Linked DNA regions of Homo sapiens: region 2 is linked to region 1. A link is an interaction called in ENCODE POLR2A ChIA-PET data of the cell type or tissue named here. Cell type or tissue: B cell. All regions are shown on one strand. Region 1 has its middle 5.9 kb from the start of LRRC39. Region 2 overlaps RTCA (RNA 3'-terminal phosphate cyclase).

The links. Peaks named below come from ENCODE experiments on the same cell type or tissue, not always from the same donor. Only the 100,000 strongest peaks of a DNase experiment are listed, where the experiment ranks them.
Region 2: POLR2A ChIA-PET joins it to region 1 with 6 read pairs; 5 of 35 experiments call an interaction of 5 or more read pairs at or near these places.

The regions. Positions count from the first base shown.
Region 1 is chr1:100,181,673-100,186,672 of GRCh38, forward strand. No RefSeq gene overlaps it. Among named protein-coding and RNA genes, the nearest start is that of LRRC39, 5.9 kb to the left of the region's middle. In B cell, no CTCF peak of the experiment used is centred here; a DNase peak (open chromatin) is centred at 3,069; H3K27ac peaks cover 998 bases.
Region 2 is chr1:100,284,169-100,289,168 of GRCh38, forward strand. RTCA (RNA 3'-terminal phosphate cyclase) reads left to right here. Exons shown (of 11, transcript NM_003729.4): 9 at 1,060-1,154; 10 at 2,931-3,035. Among named protein-coding and RNA genes, the nearest start is that of MIR553, 5.4 kb to the left of the region's middle. In B cell, no CTCF peak of the experiment used is centred here; no DNase peak of the experiment used is centred here.

The DNA of each region.
Region 1 (5,000 bases):
CGGCTAATTTTTTGTATTTTTAGTAGAGACGGGGTTTCACCGTGGTCTCGATCTCCTGACCTCGTGATCCGCCCGCCTCGGCCTCCCAAAGTGCTGGGATTACAGGCGTGAGCCACCGCGCCCGGCTTGAGTTAATTTTTATACATGGTATTGGGTAAGGGTCTGTCTTAGTCTGCTCAGGCTGCTATAAAAAAATTTTGAAATAGGTAGTTTGTTTGTCTGTTTCCCCAACCCCTCTCCCAAGTCTCTGGTAACCACCATATTCTCTACTTCTATGAGTTCAACTTTCTTAGATCCCGTGTATAAGTGAAATTAAGTGGTATATTTGTGTTTCTGTTCCTGGCTTATTTCACTTAATATAATGTCTTCCACATTTATTCATGTTGTTGCTAGTGACAGGATTTCTTTCTTTTTCAAGGCTGAATAACACTCCATTGTGTACATATGCATTTTCTTTATCCATTCATCTGTTGATGAACACTTAGGTTCATTTCATCTTGGCTAGTGTGAATAATATTGTAATAAGCATCAGGGTGCAGATATCTGTTTGACATACTGATTTCCTTTATTTTGGATACGTACTTAGTACTGGATTAATGGATCCTATAGTAGTTTTTTAATTTTTAATTTTTTTTAGGAATCTCCATACTGTTTTTCACAAGGGCTGTACTAATTTACATTCCCACCAACAATGTGCAAGGGTTTCCTTTTCTCCACATCCTCACCAACACGTGTTATCTTTTGTGTTTTTGATAACAGTCATTCTAACAGGCGTGAGGTGATATCTCACTGTGATTTTTGATTTGGGGCACTTTTTCATATACCTGTTGGATATTTTTATGTCTTCTTTGGAGAAATGTCTACTCAGATCCTTTGCCAATTTTTAAATTGAGTTCTTTGTTTTCTCATTGCTGAGTTGAGTTTCTTTTTTTTTTTTTTTTTTTTTATTAACCCCTTATCGGATGTATGATTTGCAGACAGGTTGTCTCTTCACTTTGTTGTTTGTGTTCTTGGCCGTGCAAGAGATTTTTAGTTTGGTGTAATCCCATTTGTCAATGTTTGTTTTTGTTGCCTGTGTTTTTGGATTTGTATCCAAAAAATTATTGCCCAGATGAATGTCATGGAGCTTTTCTTCTATGGTTTCTTCTAGTAGTTTTATAGTTTTAGGTCTTATATTTAAGTCTTTAATTCATTTGTAGTTTATTTTTTAATGTAGCATGAAGTATTAGTTTTATTCCTCTGTATATGGATATCCAGTTGTCCCAACACCATTGAGTGAAGAGAGTGTTGTTTGCTGATTGTGTGTTCTTGGCACCTTTGTCAAAAATCAGTTGACTGTTGGCTGGGCATATTGGCTTATGCCTGTAATCCAAGCACATTACGAGGCTGAGATGTGTGGATTGCTTGAGGTCAGGAGTTTGAAACCAACCTGGGCAACATAGCAAGCCCCTGCCTCTACAAAAAAAAAAAAAAGTTTTAATTAGCTGGGCATAATGGGGCACACCTGTAATCTTAGCTACTCAGGAGGGTGAGGCAGGAGGATCCTTTGAGCCCAAGAGCTCAAGGCTGCAGTAAGCTATGATAGCATCACTGCACTTCAGCCTGGGTGACAAAGGGAGACCCTGTCTCAAAACAAACAAAAAACCAATTGACCATAAATGTGTGAATTTATTTCTGGGCTCTCTATTCTGTTCTATCGGTCTGCGTCTGTTTTTATGCCAGTACCATACTGTTTTACTTATTTGTATTTTTAGAGACAGGGTCTCACTATGTTGCCCAGGCTGGCATTGAACTCCTGGGCTCCAGCAATCCTCCTGCCTTAGCCTCCCTAGTAGCTGGGACTATAGGCATGTGCCTCTGCACCTGGCTATCATGCTGTTTTCTTGCAGCCTTTTTTGAGGCAGGATCTCACTGTGTTGCCCAGGCTAGAGTGCAGTGGTACAATCAGAACTCTTTGCAGCCTCGACCTCCCAGGCCCAAGCAATTCTCCCACCTCAGTCTCCTGAGTAGCTGGGGCCACAGGCACACGCCACCATACCCAGCATTTAAAACATTTTTTGCAGAGACAGGTTCTGCCTGTGTTGCCCAGGCTGGTCTTGAATTCCTGGGCTCAAGCAATCCTTCTGCCTCAGCCTCCCAAAGTGTTGTGATTATAGGCGTGGGTCACTGTGTCCAGCCTTATCATGCTGTTTGATTACTGTAGCGGTGTGGTATATTTTGAAGTCAGGTAGTGTCAACACCCCAGCTTTGTTCTTTTTGCTCAAGATTGCTTTGGCTATTTGAAGTCTTTTGTGGAACTTTAGGATTGTTTATTCTATTTCTGTGAAAACAGTCATTAGGATTTTGATAGAGATTTCATTGAATCTGTAGATCACTTTGGGTAGTATGGACACTTTAACAATATTAATTCTTCCAATCTATGAACATGGGATATCTTTTCATTTATTTATGTCTTCAATTTTTTTCATCAATGTTTTATAGTTTGCAGTGGACAGATCTTTCACCTCTAGTTGAATTTATTTCTAAGTATTTTTTTTTCTTTCTAGCTATTGTAAAATATTTTTTATTTCCTTTTTGGATAGTTTGTTGTTAGTGTATAGAAACACAATGATTTTTGTATGTTAATTTTATATCCTGCAACTTTACTGACTTTATTAGTCTTAACTTTTTTTTTTTGGTGGAGTCATTAGAGTTTTTTTTTTAATATATAAGATCATGTAATCTGTAAACAGGGACAATTTAACATTTTCCTTTCCAATTTGTATGCCTTTTATTTCTTTATCTTTCCTAATTGCTCTGGCTAAAACTTACAGTACTATATTGAGTAGAAGTGACAGGTGTGGGCATCTGATATGGTTTGGCTGTGTCCCCACCCAAATCTCATATCAAATTGTAATTCAAATTGTAATCCCCACATATCAAGGGAGGGACTTGGAGGGAGGTGATTGGATCATGGGGGTGGTTTCCCCCATGCTGTTGTCGTGATAGTGAGTTCTCACAAGATCTGGTTGTTTGATAAGTGTCTGGTGCTTCCCCCTTCTTGCTCTCTCTCTTGCCTGCTGCCATGTAAGACAAGCTTTGCTTCCCCTTTGTCTTCTGCTGTAAGTTTCCTGAGGCCTCTCCAGTCATGCAGAACTGTGAGTCAATTAAGCCTCTTTTGGTAGTATCTTTATAGCAGTGAGAGAACAGATTAATACAGCATCCTTGTCTTGTTCCTGATCTTATAGAAAAAGCTTTCAACTCTTCACCATTGAGTATAATGTTGGCTGTGGGTTTGTCACATCTGGTCTTTCTTGTGTTGAGGTACATTCCTTCTATACCTAATTTGCTCAGTTTTTTAAATGAAAGGATGCTGAATTGTGTCAAATGCTTTTTTTTACATCTATTGAAATGATCAAATGATTTGTGTCTTTTAGTCTGTTAATGTGGTGTATCACATTTATAGATTTGTGTATGTTGATCCATCCTTACATCTGAGATAGAATGGGTAATTCCTTTTTTTTTTTTTTTTTTTTTGAGACAGAGTCTCACTCTGTCACCAGGCTGGAGTGCAGTGGTGTGATCACGCACCACAACCTCCACCTCCTGGGCTCAAGTGGTCCTCTGACCTCAGCCTCCTGAGTAGCTGGGACTACAGGCATGCACCACCATGCCCAACTAATTTTTTATTTTTTATTTTTGATAGAGTTGGAGTTTCACTATGTTGCCTAGGCTGGTCTCAAACTCCTGAGCTTAAGCAGTCCACCAGCCTCAGCCTCCAAAATGCTGGGATTACAGGGATAAGCCACTGCACCCAGCCGAGACTGGACAATTTCTAAATGACAGAATTTATTGCTCATAGTTCTGGAGGCTGGGAAGTCCAAGATCAAGGCACCAGCAGATTTGGTGTTTGGCAAGGGTGTATTCCTCATAGGTAGTACTTTCTCCCTGTATCCTCACAGGTGAAACAAGCTCCTTCAGGGCCTCTTTTATAAGGACACTAATCCCATTTATGAAGGCAATGTCCTTATGATCTAATTATCTCCCAAAAGCCCCACTTCTTAATACCATCACCTTGGGGATTAGGTTTCAATGTATGAATTAATGGGGGGGACACAACATTCAGACCATAGCAGGGTCCAACTTCATTCTTTTGTATTCTTCATTCTAGTGTTCCCAGCACCACTTGCTGAAAAGACTGTTCTTTCCCCTTTCACAAGAGTGTGAATTGTCTTGGCACCCTTGTCAGAAAAACATTTGACCATATATGTGAGGGTTTATTTCTGGGCCTCTATTCTATTCCATTGGTCTTTATGTCTGTCTTTATGCCAGTACTACACTGTTGTGAACACCGATACTCCTTTATGTGGAAATCTTCCAGGTAAGGTTGGGTGGATGGATGTGTGTGTGTCTGTGTGTCTATGCAAGGAAAACTCTTAAATAACAGACTGTACACTTGCCAAATGTTAATGGGTCATTCTTCTCCATATTTTGAGATTTATATTAGAAAGTTATGGCTACATCCTAACTTGAACCACTTGGTCTCACAAAACAGAGACTGTTTCTAAGGAGAGGTGGGGAATGTTGGTGGACACCAAATGTCTTTCCCCTGGACCTTAAACTCTGATTCCAGTCAGTCTCATATGACTTCTGCTACATTTCCCCACAGTTTCAATCTTTTTTTTTGAGACAGAGTCTTGCTCTGTTGCCCAGGCTGGAGTGCAGTGGTGTGATCTGGGCTCACTGCAACCTTCACCTCCCAGGTTCAAGCAATTCTCCTGCCTCAGCCTCCCAAGTAGCTGGGACTACAGGCACCCACCACCACACCCAGCTAATTTTTGTATTTTTTAGTAGAGATGGGGTTTCACTATGTTGGCCAGGCTGGTCTCAAACTCCTGACCTCGGGTGATCCACCCACCTCAGTCTCCCAAAGTGCTGGGATTACAGGCATGACCCCGGCCCACAGTTTCAATCTTTTAATACCTTAAATATTTAAGTTACTAAAATAGCTAAGAAAAATT
Region 2 (5,000 bases), 100 kb after region 1:
CTACTTGTGACAGACTTACTTTGTATTCAGTGTTGTACCAAAGATTTGGAATATGTATGGAGAGATAGGGAATAGGGCAAGAGGGTAAATATTCTGACTTATATTTAAAATAAGCGAATACCTGTTCAAATCTTAGAGGAAATAAAACTCTAAAATATTTTATCTGATAATGTTATATGCTCTTTTTTTACATAAAATGTAATTTCCTGACTTTAAAAAAATTCTTTAATTTTTTTTTTTTTTTTGGCAGAGTCCTGCTCTGTCACCCAGGATGGAGTACAGTGGCACAATCTCAGCTCACTGCAACCTCCACCTCCCAGGTTCAAGTGATTCTCTTGCCTCAGCCTCCTGAGCAGCTGGGATTACAGGCATGCACCACCATGCCCAGCTAAATTTTGTATTTTTAGTAGAGATGGGGTTTTGCCATTTTGGCCAGGCTGGCCTCAAACTCCTGACCTCAAGTGATCCATCCGCCTCAGCCTCCCAAAGCATTGGGATTACAGGCGTGAGCCACCGCACTGAGCCAAATTCTTTAATTCTGATGGAATTACCTGCAGACTAATTGTAACACGCATGCTTTTCTAGGATTTGGGAGGGGAATTTGTTTGTTTGGTAGATGGCGTCTAGCTATGTTGCCCAGGCCAGCCTTGAATTCCTGGCCTCAAGCAATTCTTACACCTTAGCTTCTCAAAGTCCTGGGATTACAGGCATGAGCCACCATGCCTGGCTGCAAGTTTTAATTTTTGAAATTGAGGCATAGCATTATAGGGTCATAACTTAACTTATAAACTGGCTTTATAAATTAGTACATTTTAAATAGGACTAATGAAGCCTATATTTTCCTCCACTAGTATATTTAAAGGTATAAGACTTGTGTATCCCAAACACTCAGAATATTAAATAACTAAAGATCTTATTCTAAAAGGTGCATTGAGTGGGTTTTTGAGGCCTAAAAATTGTATACCAGTGCTAATTGGGATATACCAAACTTTTTGTCTCTTAGTAATTAGTTTTGTTTTGTTTTGTTTTGTTTTGTTTTAATGTTGTGCTTATCTTAAGGTGTAAATGCAGACAAAGTTGGAATTGAAGCTGCCGAAATGCTATTAGCAAATCTTAGACATGGTGGTACTGTGGATGAGTATCTGCAAGACCAGGTAATGACACATTTAGGTTAAAAACCCTCTAACCTGTTAGATTTGAATATGTGGTAGATTGAATATCAATTTAAATAATTGACTTTCAGACACTAATTAGCAAGTCCTACTTCAATAATTTAAAAAAATATTCTGGGATTTGCATTCCTCAAATTTCAGCCCTCATTTTACTTTACGTGTCTACAGTGTTTTGCGCAATTGACCACTCCTTCCTTTTTGAAGTATTTTCTTTCCTTGGTTTCTGAAATACTGTTATCTTCCTATCTCACTGGCCATACATTCTAGTCTCCTTTGCTAGTTTATTATGGTTTTCATCTTCTCAACAACAATTTTTTTTTTTTTGGTGGAGACAGAGTCTTGCTATGTTGCCCAGGCTGGTCTCGAACTCCTGGTTTCAAGTGATCCTCCTGCTTCAGCTTCCTGAGTAGCTAGGCCTACAGGCACATGCTGTCATGCCTACCTAATTTAAAACTTTTTTTTGTTTTAATTTTTATAGAGACGAGGTCTCAGTATGTTGACCAGGCTAATCCTAAACTCTGGCACCCAAGTGATCCTCCCACTTTGGCCTCCCAGAGTTTTGAGATTAAGGGCCATGAGCCACTGTGCCTGGCCAACTTCTAAATTTTGATGAGCCCCTGGACTTTGGCTTATACTTGTTTTCTTTTTCTGTAGTTGCTCCCTCTCTTAGTTTGTCCAGTCTCATGGCTTAAGTACCGTCTTTATGCTGACAACTCCCAAATTTATATCCGAAGCCCAGGCCTTTCTCTTTAACTCCTTGCTCATAATATCCCCTATGCCTGTCAACACCTCCACTTGGACGTGTCACAGACCTCTCAAACTTAGCACGTTGCATGGCGCGGTGGCTCAAGCCTGTAATCCCAGCACTTTGGGAGGCCGAGGTGGGCGGATCACGAGGTCAAGAGATCGAGACCATCCTGGCTAACACGGTGAAACCCCGTCTCTACTGAAAAAATACAAAAAATTAGCCGGGCGTGGTGGCGGGTGCCTGTAGTCGTAGCTACTCGGGAGGCTGAGGCAGGAGAAAGGCGTGAACCTGGGAGGCGGAGTTTTGCAGTGAGCCGAGAATGCGCCACTGCACTCCAGCCTGGGTGGCAGAGCAAGACTCCGTCTCAAAAAAAAAAAAAAAAAAAAAACGAAAAACAAAAAAAACTTAGCACGTTCACTCACAGTGAGAAGTGATACTGAATATTTCCAAATATTGTTTTTATGGTCTGTTATCTTTATAGATTTTCCTTTCTACCATACTTTTGTCTCCTTAGTCCCAAATCAGTAGTGTCCACATTTAGAAATATAGTCCTCGAGATTTCTTGACCTGTTTCTTAAGACAGTTTCTGTTATTTCTAGTCTCCTCCTCCTTGCCCAGGTCTACTTTAAACTCCCAGTAAAGTCCCAGTATTAGTCTGTCTATTCAGCTGTTAAAATGTAATTTAAGAGAGTAGAATAAACATCATATTATATATACCAACTTGTAGAGATAGTTGGTCTAAGTATATTACTGTTCTGTATTTTACTTGTAAATATTAATTTAAAAAATTATATGTTGAGAGCTGCTACCAAGCCTTTTTGTACTACTCACAGACTTAGGGTAACATAGGTTTTCTGTCATCTTCTGAGTATGTCTGGAAACCTAAAGAAATAGAAATTCTGTTTTAGCAATTTTTATTTCTAGTAGTATTTTTATTATGGGCAGCAGTGGAATTATAATGCCAAATATTAATAAATGTGTGAGGTTTTTCTTTGTTCTTTTTTAAATAGCTGATTGTTTTCATGGCATTAGCCAATGGAGTTTCCAGAATAAAAACAGGACCAGTTACACTCCATACGCAAACCGCGATACATTTTGCTGAACAAATAGCAAAGGTGAGTATTCTATCAGAAAGGGAAATTGATATTTTGATTTTTATTTTAGCCAATTTTGGGTTAAATTTTAATAGGAAACTTAATAGTAATCATAATTGCTATCACTGTTTCCTGTGTGACAGGCACTGAGCTAATTTAGCAATTTATCTAAACTGTCTACTCAGCATAACTATTGTAGGTGGCTATTTATTATTATTCCCATTATAAATATGAGTAAAGTGAGGCAGAGAGATTCATTAAATTGTTCAAGGCCACATGGATTTTTAGTGGCAGAGCTGAGCTTTGAGCAAACCTGGGAAAGCATACTTCAAAACCCATGTTATAATCACTGTGTGGTACTGCCTTACAGAGTAAGTAAAGATGTTTTGTTGTGAACTATGATATCAAATCACAAGGGATTCATAGTTGGCTATAAAAAAATTTATATAAAATTTTAGACATTTTATTTTCTTGATTCTATTGGTAAAATAGAATATTTGTTGAAACTAATATTCACTGTCCTCTGAAATTTAGTAGAGTTGACGTACAGTTTTTAATGAAGAAGGATTTATCATTATATGAGCTCATATTCATACCTTTCCTACAGGATTCTTTTTTTTTTTTTTTTTGAGACAGGGTCTCACACTGTTGCCCAGGCTGGAGTGCAATGGCATGATCTCGGCTCACTGCAACTTCTGCCTCCCAGGCTCAAGTGATTCTCCTGCCTTAGCCTCCCAAGTAGCTAGGATTACAGGCACATGCCACCACACCTGGCTAATTTTTCTAATTTTTGTAGAGATGGGGTTTTGCCATGTTGCTTAGGCTGGTCTCAAACTTCATAGCTCAGGTGATCTGTCCACCTTGGCCTCCCAAAGTGTTGTGATTATAGGTGTGAGCCACTGTGCCTGGCCTGGATTGTTAATTTAAAGAAACAATAGGTATATTTCATCATGAAACTAATGTAATTTCTTTATAGGAAATAGAGGGGAAAAGCCTTCTCATAATTTCCCCTTGCCGGTAAAACCACTGTTGACATTTAGGTGTTTTCCTCTTCTCCTAAATCGTTTCTCTTTGCATTTTTTGCAGTTAATGCATACAACTTCATTTCTTGCTTATTTCAGTAACATGTAGCATATTTCCCATTTTGCTTATTCTTTATAAAGTAATTTTATAAAGAAATATAAAATTTGTAACAATTTTATAAGGGAAGTTGCTAATCTTAAGCATTTTTATTATTATTGTTTTTGAGACAGGGTCTCACACTGTTGCCCAGGCTGGATTGCAGTGGCACAAACCTCCTGGGCTCTCAAATGATCCTCCCACCGCAGCCTCCCAAGTAGCTGGGGCTACGGGAGTGTGCCACCACACCTGGCTAATTTTTTGATGTTTTGTAGAGATGGAGTCTTGCCACATTCCCAGGCTGGTCTTGAACTCCTGGGCTCAAGCAGTCCTCTGACCTCAATCTCCCAAAGCGCTAGGATTACAGGTGTAAGCCAGCATGCCCAGCCCTAGTCTTAAGCATTTTTTAAAGTGACAAAAGTAACATATATTAATTTAAAAAATTAATCATTACAGAAGTGTCCCATACACAAAACCACTGTTGCTGCCCTACTCCTATTTGTATGATGATCCTTTTTCTTTTCTTTTTTTTTTTCTTAAGATAGAGTCTTGCTCTGTTAGCCCAGGTTGGAGTGCAGTGGCACAGTCTTGGCTCACAGCAACCTCTGCCTCCCAGGTTCAAGCAATTCTCATGCCTCAGCCTCCAGAGTAGCTGGGATTACAGGCGTGTGCCACCATGTCCAGCTAATTTTTGTACTTTTTAGCAGAGACAGGGTTTCACTGTGTTAGCTAGGCTGGTCTCAAACTCCTGGCCTTACGCGATCTGCCTGCCTTGGCCTCCCAAAGTGCAGGGATTACAGGCATGAGCCACCGCGCCTGGCCTTTCTTTTTTTTTTTTCTTTTAAGAGACAGGGGCTTGCTCTGTTG